Regions from separate parts of the Homo sapiens genome. Here region 2 is linked to region 1. Evidence: chromatin contacts called from ENCODE Hi-C data. All regions are on one chromosome and are shown on one strand. Each heading gives the region's core, a stretch centred on a gene start or an enhancer-like site at or near the end of the contact. The rest is flanking DNA. Distances are from core to core; before and after follow the strand shown. Region 1 holds the start of SND1-DT (SND1 divergent transcript). Region 2 holds the start of TMEM209 (transmembrane protein 209).

The links. A loop is a pair of places that touch in the nucleus more often than their neighbours do. Pooled maps may share reads with other maps.
Region 2: a loop to region 1 is called in a map of naive thymus-derived CD4-positive, alpha-beta T cell, with 8 times the contacts of the local background. The contact joins the promoter of TMEM209 here to the promoter of SND1-DT in region 1. A Hi-C loop is called at or near these places in 1 of 168 maps with a recorded cell type or tissue (naive thymus-derived CD4-positive, alpha-beta T cell), 1 of 37 single-sample maps with no recorded cell type and 6 of 50 pooled maps.

What each region holds. Positions count from the first base shown.
Region 1 is chr7:127,649,647-127,654,178 of GRCh38, reverse strand. SND1-DT (SND1 divergent transcript) reads left to right here and starts at 2,347. Exons shown (of 2, transcript NR_186577.1): 1 at 2,347-2,506. SND1 (staphylococcal nuclease and tudor domain containing 1) reads right to left here and starts at 1,985. Exons shown (of 24, transcript NM_014390.4): 1 at 1,728-1,985. The coding sequence starts at 1,805. RefSeq lists enhancers at 1,767-1,946, 1,771-2,389 and a silencer at 2,187-2,436.
Region 2 is chr7:130,203,307-130,207,838 of GRCh38, reverse strand. It overlaps TMEM209 (transmembrane protein 209), which reads left to right and starts at 2,433. Exons shown (of 15, transcript NM_032842.4): 1 at 2,433-2,466; 2 at 3,729-3,865; 3 at 3,993-4,051. The coding sequence starts at 2,464. It also overlaps a transcript of SSMEM1 not described here. RefSeq lists enhancers at 2,169-2,278, 2,339-2,518, 2,195-2,994 and a silencer at 3,656-3,950.

The DNA of each region.
Region 1 (4,532 bases), core at 1,098-3,597:
CCAGATGCCCTAAAAGCCTCCAGCATTGGCGGAAACAAAACTATGTTCAGCCTCATTCTATTCCCATTCCACAAATGAGAGAGACCTTTAAGAACAATTTAAACCTCAGCAAGGAGAAATCTCAGAAAGATCCACTCTTTCTTACTGCCAAACCCAACACCGGAGAGCCAAGAGATGTTTTTGTTCCTATGGTGAAGAGAAGATCAGTGCAAATGAAAAAGCTAACGAAAGAAGAGCCACTTTAGGATAATCCTTTCATGGGTCAGGTCAGTATTTCAGAGGAAAAATATATGCGGATCTTGGAAATTCTCTTCTCATTCAGTTTCAGATCAGTTCTGACCCTCCATTACACATAAACAAAAGGAAAAGGCAGTACTGAAAATCCCAAGAATCTTGGCTGGTGGCAGACTATTACCTTAAGAAATGAGCACATGGGAATTGGGCGAGGGGATCTTAAAATCAGCTTTACACACACATAAGCTGCAGAACATTTTAATCTTGTGAAAGATAACAGGGTAATAAAATAGAATTTTTTTTAAACTGGGTCTTGCTATGTTGCCCAGGCTGATCTCCAACTCCTGGCCTCAAGCAATCCTCCCACCTCGGCCTCCTAAGTGCTGGGATTACCACCATGAGCCACCGCACCAGGCCTAAAATAGAATTTTTCAAAACTTTCTACAACAGCAAAACTTGTGGAGCCTTGGGAGAAAGTATCACAAAAGATATTTGCTGTTGCAGATACAAATGTCAGAACTGCAGTATGAAACGACATCTAGAAGTTTACAGTCATCATAAACCAGAAAATTGGTAAAACCAAGAAATGTCAGGTTCCAAGATTTGGAAGGGTTTTGGGGAGGACAACTGGGGGCAAGTGATAAACTGAATTTATATTATCAAATTATCATGGAGCTAGGAGTAAATTGTAAAAATAAACTTTGCAGGTTCAAATTCAAAATTGAAGAATTTTCAAAAAGTTGAGGGTATATAAAATCAGGCAGAATCTATAGTGCTATGAGCACTAGACCAGGAATCCGAACACTTGGGCTCTTGCTATGGCTCCAACCCAAACCACCATGTGACCTTAAGCAAGTCACTTGCCTTCTTCAAGCCTATCTCCTTATCTTTAAGGGACGGGAGAACAATGATGATTACTAAGATTCTTGCCGGCCTAACCTTTTAGAAGTCAAAAGTACACAAAGATCAGGAGCTTTCAGGTCGACACAAGAGGTGGAGGGAAAGAGAGGAAAAGAGGGCCACAGAGTGAGAAAACTTGGGAGTCAAGTAACAGCGTTTGTGGGAACAGAAAAGTTTCATGATGGCCAAGTACTAGTAGAGAAGAGCCGATGTCAGGATCTCGAAAAACTACTAACTACTCAGCATATGTCAAAATGAACAGAAAGACGGGGGATGGGAGGACAGATATCAACGAATTGTCTCTGTTAATCAATCAGTAATCGATCTGTCCTGGTAAACAGACAGGAGATCCGAATGCCGCAACCTCGGAAATCACTGTGACCCCTGATGTCAAGGTGTCCGGGAGGCAAGGAACAAGGGGACTCCGTGTCTGCTTCCGTCTAGTGAGAGGATTCGGAGAATCGACGAAAAGTGAGGAAGGGGGCAGAGGAAAGGGGATCTGGGACATGGAGCAGGCTGGCGGAAGGTGGAGTCAATGCCTGACTCCCGCCCGAAGGCAGGCAGAGGGGTCGGTGTCCGGGGCCCGTTCTCACCATCTTGATGATGCCCCGCTGCACGGTGGGGACCGCGGGTCCCCCGGAGGAGCCGCCGCTCTGCGCGGAGGACGCCATGTGTGGAGATGCAAAGGCAACGAGTGGAGCGGCTGGCCGGACTGGAGGTGTCAATGTGGGTGTCGGTGTTGGTGAAAGGGAGTCGAGGCGAGGGGCAGGCTGGCTACCAGCTGCGGACGGTGGACGGGACGGACTCGCCGGGCGCTCACAGGAGCAGCAGCGGGACACGGAGCGAAAGAGACGCGATCTCCGCCGCCGCCACACGTTCTACTCGCCGCGCAAGCGTGCCAGAGCGCCACCGCCCTCCGCCCAATTAGCGCCCAGAGCCCGCCGGCCCTCAGGCCAATAGGCACCCTGCTCGCGGAGCCCCGCCTCTTGGTCCCCAAAACGGTGGTGAGTTCCAGGAAGCGCTGAAAGAGTTGATTTGCAAGGATGGGCTAAATATGGGGCGGGACTTCCGGGGCAGCCGGAGTAGGTAATGTCGGGAGGTGTAGTGGGAAGGAAAGGACACGTCAGCATCTGGCCGCGGGGCGCGGGGGGCCATGGGAGCCCCAGGGGCGGAGCCAGCCGCGCCCTCCCGCCTGACCTCGCCCATGACGTCCTTCCCCGCTGGCCTCAGGGGCGCACACTTGTATACCCACCTAGGTGGGCGCCGCTGTACCCGGGAATGCGGCCTGGGAGGGTGGAGCCACGCAGGCAGAGTCCTGGAGGAATCTCCGTACCCGCTCCACTCGACTTCCGACATTTTACCTTGGCTAAAAGTATGGAGAGAACTTGGAAAATCAGAGCTTTGTGGAACCTCCTACCGATGTGGGCTTTGACCTGCCACGCGGCCGCGCGCCCTTTTTGTAGTCAGAGAGTGTGCCTCGCCCTTGTTTGTGTCGCTGGGGTCTAGCACTTGTGAGGCGTTCCATTAATGTTTGTTGGTGGGAGGAATAAATGTCTCAGAGGAAGGACATGCCACGTATACAGGGGAGAGTGACCCTCGTTCTTCGGTCTCTTCCCAGCTGCTCCCGTGACGTTAGGGAAAAGGCTCGCTTCACGCTCTCACCCGACCCAGTGTGAAGCGCCTCCAGCCACCGGATACCTTCCCTAGCCCCAGTAAAAAGGTCGGGGAAGGAACGGGAAAGCCAAGGCCTACAAATATTTAAGTGACTGTTTAGCGAGAACTAATATTCGTTGAGTGCCCACTATGTGGAACCAAGGACCTTGCATGTGTTATGTCATTTAATCGTAAAACTTGGCTCTACACTGAAGACAGTACTTCCCTTGCAGTTCTTTTTGTTTCTTTGGTTTTGTGGCTTTTTTGAGACAAAGTCTCGCTCTGTCGCTCAGGCTGGAGTGCGGGGGCACGATCACGGCTCACTGCAGCCTTGACACTCCCAGGCTCAAGCGATCCTCCTGCCTCAGTCTCCGGTGTAGCTGGAGCTGGTACCACGGGTCCGCGCTACCACGCCCAGCTAATTTTTTTTTTGTAGAGCTGAGATTTCACTATGTTGCCCAGGCTGGTCTCCTGGGCTCAAGCTATACTCCTACCTCGGCCTCCTAAAGTGCTGGTATTACATGCATTAACCACAGTGCATGGCCCCTTGCTCTCTTAAAAGATTGTAAGTTTATTCTCCCACACTAAACATATCCCAGGGTTAAGTTTTGAGGTCACCTTCTTAGATCCCTAATTTGCCACCCTTTTCCAAAAAAAAAAAAAAAAAAAAAAAAAACCTCTGTGGAAGTTGGTTCCATCAGATTATACCCCTCTCTATCTCGTGGCTTTTTATCTACCGTACCCCTATTTCTACCGTGTCATTCATTGAAATTGTTAACACTTGGTGCACGGTCTTCAGCCAATAATCCTGAAATACTTCAATATCTACGAGCATGACTTATCCCATACCCTGACCTCTTTGCTCCTTGATCTCATCTTCAGTAAACTTGACCTCTGCACCAATTTAGGACGTTCTCCAGACAGATAAAACACCATAACTTCATAGGTACGATTGTAAACTCAAACACTTTGTCTTTGATCATAACTGCTGTCCTCTCTCCCTTCTCATTCAGTTAATTATCTTATATCTTGTATTAGTTACATAACAATTTGCCCCAAAACTTAAATACTAAAGAAAACAATAAGCATTTATCTCACAGTTTTTGTGGGTAAGGAATCTGGGGTGGGTGCCTGCCTTTTCCTCCAGGTCTTCTCTTATAAAGCTGCAGTCAAGGTGTCAAGGGGAGTTGGGAAGGGGACTGTGGTCTCATCTGAAGGTCCTCCTCTGACTGAAGGTAGATTGCTTCCCAAGCTCACTCATAGTTGCTGACAGAATTCAGTTCCTCAAGATGTTGGACTAAGAGCCTCAGTTTTTCAGTGGTTCAGTTTCCTTCTACATGGGTCTCTCCATAGGGCAACTCACAACATAACAGCTGGTTTCCATCAGAGCAAGTGAGAGACAACAGAGGACAAGCGTTAACTAGAATTTAAAGTCCCTGAACTCACTACCCTTGCTTTACCAGCTCCCCTCTGCCTTCTCCTGGATCCTTGGCTAGACTCCATGCACTGTCCATCATTTTAGCCCCTTTCCTACCAATATCTTCATCTGTAATTCCCATTGTCTTTCACTGGGCCCACCTGTCAAAACCTCAACTCTAGGCCCTCTATAGCTCTCTACTTTCTTCAAACCTACCACTTACCTGGAGAAAACACTCAATTCTGCAGGTTGGTGCCACAGTGAATTAATTAATGGGCCCTCACACGGTGCCTGGAATTTCTTCTCTTTATTCAGTCAGTTCAGCCTT
Region 2 (4,532 bases), core at 1,184-3,683, 2.6 Mb before region 1:
ATGATGTATGACAATTTCCTTGGCAACCTATTATGACACATACTTAAGCAACTGTTCTAGGAACTGACAAATGCTTCTTGGACTTCTAAGTTTGTGGAAGGTTATTCAAATTACTCCTCTGAATGTTTATGTTATTTTCCCCCATACCTCAATATGGTGCATTCTGCCTTAATTTTTTTTCCTAAAACTTGTATATGCTATATTTTCCTATCTTCACGTCTAAGTGTTTAATGTATCCACTCATTTTAATTCAGTCTCTTTTATATGTATCATGCCATTGCAAATTATCATAGACAGTTCTAATGTATTACCGATCAAACTGTGTTCCCTAAAATTCATATGTTGAAGCCCTCACCTCCAGTGTGACTCTATTTGGAGACAGGGCCTTTAAGGAGGTAATTAAAGTTAAATGAGGTCATAAGGGCCCTAATCCAATACAATTGGTATCCTTACAAGAAGACAGCAAGGATTCACGAGCACAGAAATCAAGGTCACAATACAAGGGGGCCGTCTGCAAGGAGACCCGCCTCAGGAGAAACCAACCCTGCTGACAATTTGATCTTAGACTTCCAGCCTCCAAAATTATGAAAAAAATAATTTCTGTTGTTTAAGCCACCTGTCTGTGATATTGCGTTATGGCAGCCCTAATACATAATGCTGTCATTTGGTCAGTGGTGTTCTTTTTTAAGCCTTGAATAAATGCACAACAGCTTATAGATTAAGAGGGAAAAACACAGATGTGCCCGTTATGAACTACTATGAACTACATCAAATGCATACAATTTCTTCTTAGGAAAGAGTCACATATGGAGGGGGTGGGAAACCGGTATTCTAATTTTTTTTTTTTTTTTTTTTAGCAGGGTCTCACTCTGTCGCCCAGACTGGAATGCAGTGGCACCATCTTGGCTCACCGCAACCTCGGCTTCCCAGGCTCAAGTGATTCTCCTGCCTCAGCCTCCAGAGTAATTGGGATTACAGGCGCATGCCACCACGCCCTACTAATTTTTTGTCTTTTTAGTAGAGACAGGGTTTCAGCGTCTTGGCCAGGCTGGTCTCCATCTCCTGACCTCGTGATCCGCCCGCCTCGGCCTCCCAAAGTGTTGGGATTACAGGCGTGAGCCACCGCGCCCGGCCGGTATTCTAATTTTGATTGCACCTTGAGCCCTTTCACTTTGAACAATTTTCCAGTTAGTTCATCTCTAAATCTAAAACTAGAGCAAAACAACATTGCTGCTAAAGCAATCTAAAAATGATAAAACTTAACAGCTCTTCAAGAGCACAGCATACCTGCCGATTTTCATTAATATACAATACCACGTGGTATTAATCTTAGGATCATTTTAGGAAAAACTTTGGCCATTGGACATACATGATGTAATCCACTAGCTTACTGTGGCATGGCTTAATGTTTTTATTAGGAGGCACACTTCAGAACAAGTCCCCAGGCCCTGGGTTTCTGGCTGTGGACTCTAACGCGTCATCTCCTCCAGGAAGCTCGCGAGAGCTGGGGCTGGGCTGGATGCGCCTCCTTGGGGAGCACTGCATCCACCTCACCTGCCACCGAAATGCATCTGTGGGCCTCCGCTGGGGTTGAGCTCCTCTGGGTAATAACCAGGAAGGTCTTATTTTCTATATCCGTGCGCCTGGCTCAGCGGCACACTTGTAGGTATTTGTGCTAAATAAAACAAAGCTCAACCTTTTCCTCAGGATGAGCAGCTCTTCCAAAAAATACATACGAAAATGTGTTATTATTTTTAACCTCAAAACCACTAGCAACTTCAATAAAACAAATTTTGGGTGTGCTTGTTATTGCTGCACCCTATTAAACAGATTAAGAATTTAGGCCGGGCGCGGTGGGCCACGCCTGTAATCCCAAAAGGCGGTGGGAGGCCAGCAGGCGTTTGGGAGGCTGAGGCGGGCGGATCCCTTGAGGTTAGGAAATCGAGACCAGACTGGCCAACATGGCGAAACCCTGTCTCTACCAAAAAAAAAATTACATGGGGTCAGGACTCTTGACATAGATACTTTAACACAGGGGAAAGAAATGCTTTGTCACTGATGGTGTCTGGCCACTTTATCACGCCACTCTATCCTACGGTGAGCCGCCCTACTTAATCAGTTTACACATGTGAGTCCATAAATGCCCTAGGGAAGCTAAAATTATATTAATAGATACAAAATTCAGCTTGTTACAATTATTACTTTTTACTGCGGGTTCAGAGCCTGGTCTGAATTTTGCTGCTTAGCTTTCTCCCGCAGCTGAGTGGGAGCCGCAAAACCGAGACCTGTTTCCCTGGTAACGCTCCGAGCGCCTGGGCCTGCGACCCCTCCCTTTCTCGCGAGAAGAGACTACCTAGTTCTTCCGGTAACTTTAGAGCCGCTTGCCGGTGGCCTCCCGCTTGAGCTTGGCTTTGCGCATGCCCAGAGAGAGTGGCGCGAGCCTGCGTTTTCCGGCCAGAGGACATGGTGCGTTTTCGGGGTCGTGTTTGTGCTTCCTGTCTTGGAATCTACGCGGGTTGTGGGAGTTCCGCGCCTGCTGATCTGTCCTGGGTTCAGCCAAGGGGGATGTGGCTAGGCGTTCCGCCTCTCTAGGGGAAGGGAAGAAAGAAGCAATAGGGTTGCTGAAGTTCGTGCCCAGGAGCCGGGGAGGGAAGCTCTGGACTGGGAAATTGGGACGCGGGGGCTGAGTGGCGCGAAAGCTATTGCTCTGTCCTCTGTGGGATACGACTGCTTGTCGCTGGAACAAGTTTTGCACGGTCTGTAAGAGTTGAGCCTAGCTGAAGAAAGGAGGAATTATAAATCCCAAATGTGGACCAAAACAATGCACGTTTTCCCCTCTCTCCCTCTTACTCCGCTCACCACCCCATCATAAGTACGTGCCCTTCTAAAACTTGGATCCTTGTCCTTTATCCACACACAAAAGGGAGAGCCCTGGAGTACAGCTGTCCAAGTGCAGAGTTGTTGAGATAGTAATGGCGTCTGCATGAGGATGTACAACAGTCTTTATGACTTACAGCAGATATGGAATATAGTCTCCCAAAACTTGACATTTTGAGTTTCTGAAGTTAGCCTTTTGCCTAGTCCGTGTAACATACCCCAAAGACAAAATACAAAGTATTTCTAGACATAACCCTTAAATTACAAAATAAGACATTTTTATGTATTGGAAGTATTAAATTGTTCTTAAATAACCAGCCACGGCTGGGCGCGGTGGCTCACGCCTGTAATCCCAACACTTTGGGAGGCCGAGGCGGGTGGATCACAAGGTCAGGAGTTCGAGACCAGCCTGGCCAAAATGTTGAAATCCCGTCTCTACTAAAAATACAAAAATCAGTCGGACGCGGTGGCGGGCGTCTGTAATCCCAGCTACTCGGGAGTCTGAGGCAGGAGAATCGCTTGAACCCGGGAGGCGGAGGTTGCAGTGAGTCGAGATCGCGCCACTGCATTCTAGCCTGGGAGACAGCAAGACTCCGTCTCAAAACAAATAAATAGATAAATAACCAGCCACTTCTCTGTTGATTACACTGTGATGCCAATTAAGTTACATATAATTTTGGGTTCCCTTTTCATATACTGATATTAAAATGGAAGAAGTTTTGATAAAACATTTTAAAGATGAGAGAAGGTATATGCGGTTTCAGTTACCTTTATAAGGGATGCAAAATTTGGTTTTTAAATGGAGCAATAGTTTCTTCTGGTTAATTCCTGTGCTTTTTGTTTTTTCATAGATGCAGGGGGAGGCACACCCTAGTGCTTCCCTTATTGACAGAACCATCAAGATGAGAAAAGAAACAGAGGCTAGGAAAGTGGTCTTAGCCTGGGGACTCCTAAATGTATCTATGGCTGGAATGATATATACTGAAATGTAAGTGAATCAGTCCAAAAAAAGTGAAACTTTAAGAAGCCAGTGGCTGGTTCCACAGGTTTTTGTGTTTGTTTTTGATTTTTGGTGTTTTTAGGTTCACTGGAAAGCCTTTCTAATTTTTTTTCAGGACTGGAAAATTGATTAGTTCATACTACAATGTGACATACTGGCCCCTCTGGTATATTGGTAAGTAAGTAATTTTCACTGTAACTTACATTTACCAATAAAAAACTGCCTTCAGGTTTAATTCAGCTTAGTATACATTTCCTTATTCAACAAGTATTTGACTGCCTGCTGGGTTGTAAAAACTGGGAATACAGCAGAAAGGGAGCAAGGTAAATCCCTGCTATTATGAAAGGAACATTCTGTTAGACAATCAGATTAATAACACTTCAGGTAATTATGAGTTCTGTGAAGAAAAATAAGTTTAGAGGTTAGTGAGATTTGTTTTTATTACTCTCCTGAAATGCGCTTTCTGTGTCTCTACCTTTTTACTTTTCAAGACCAGCCCAGATTTCTGCTCCATTGATGCCTTCCTCAGTTTTCACATTCTTTCCTCTCTTCTTGTCTGCTCTTCCATAGTCATTGGGTATAAAGAGTCTTTATGGATGTTAAAGTAAATTTCATAGTCTATACACATTAAAGTCTTTCACAGGGAGATAGTGTG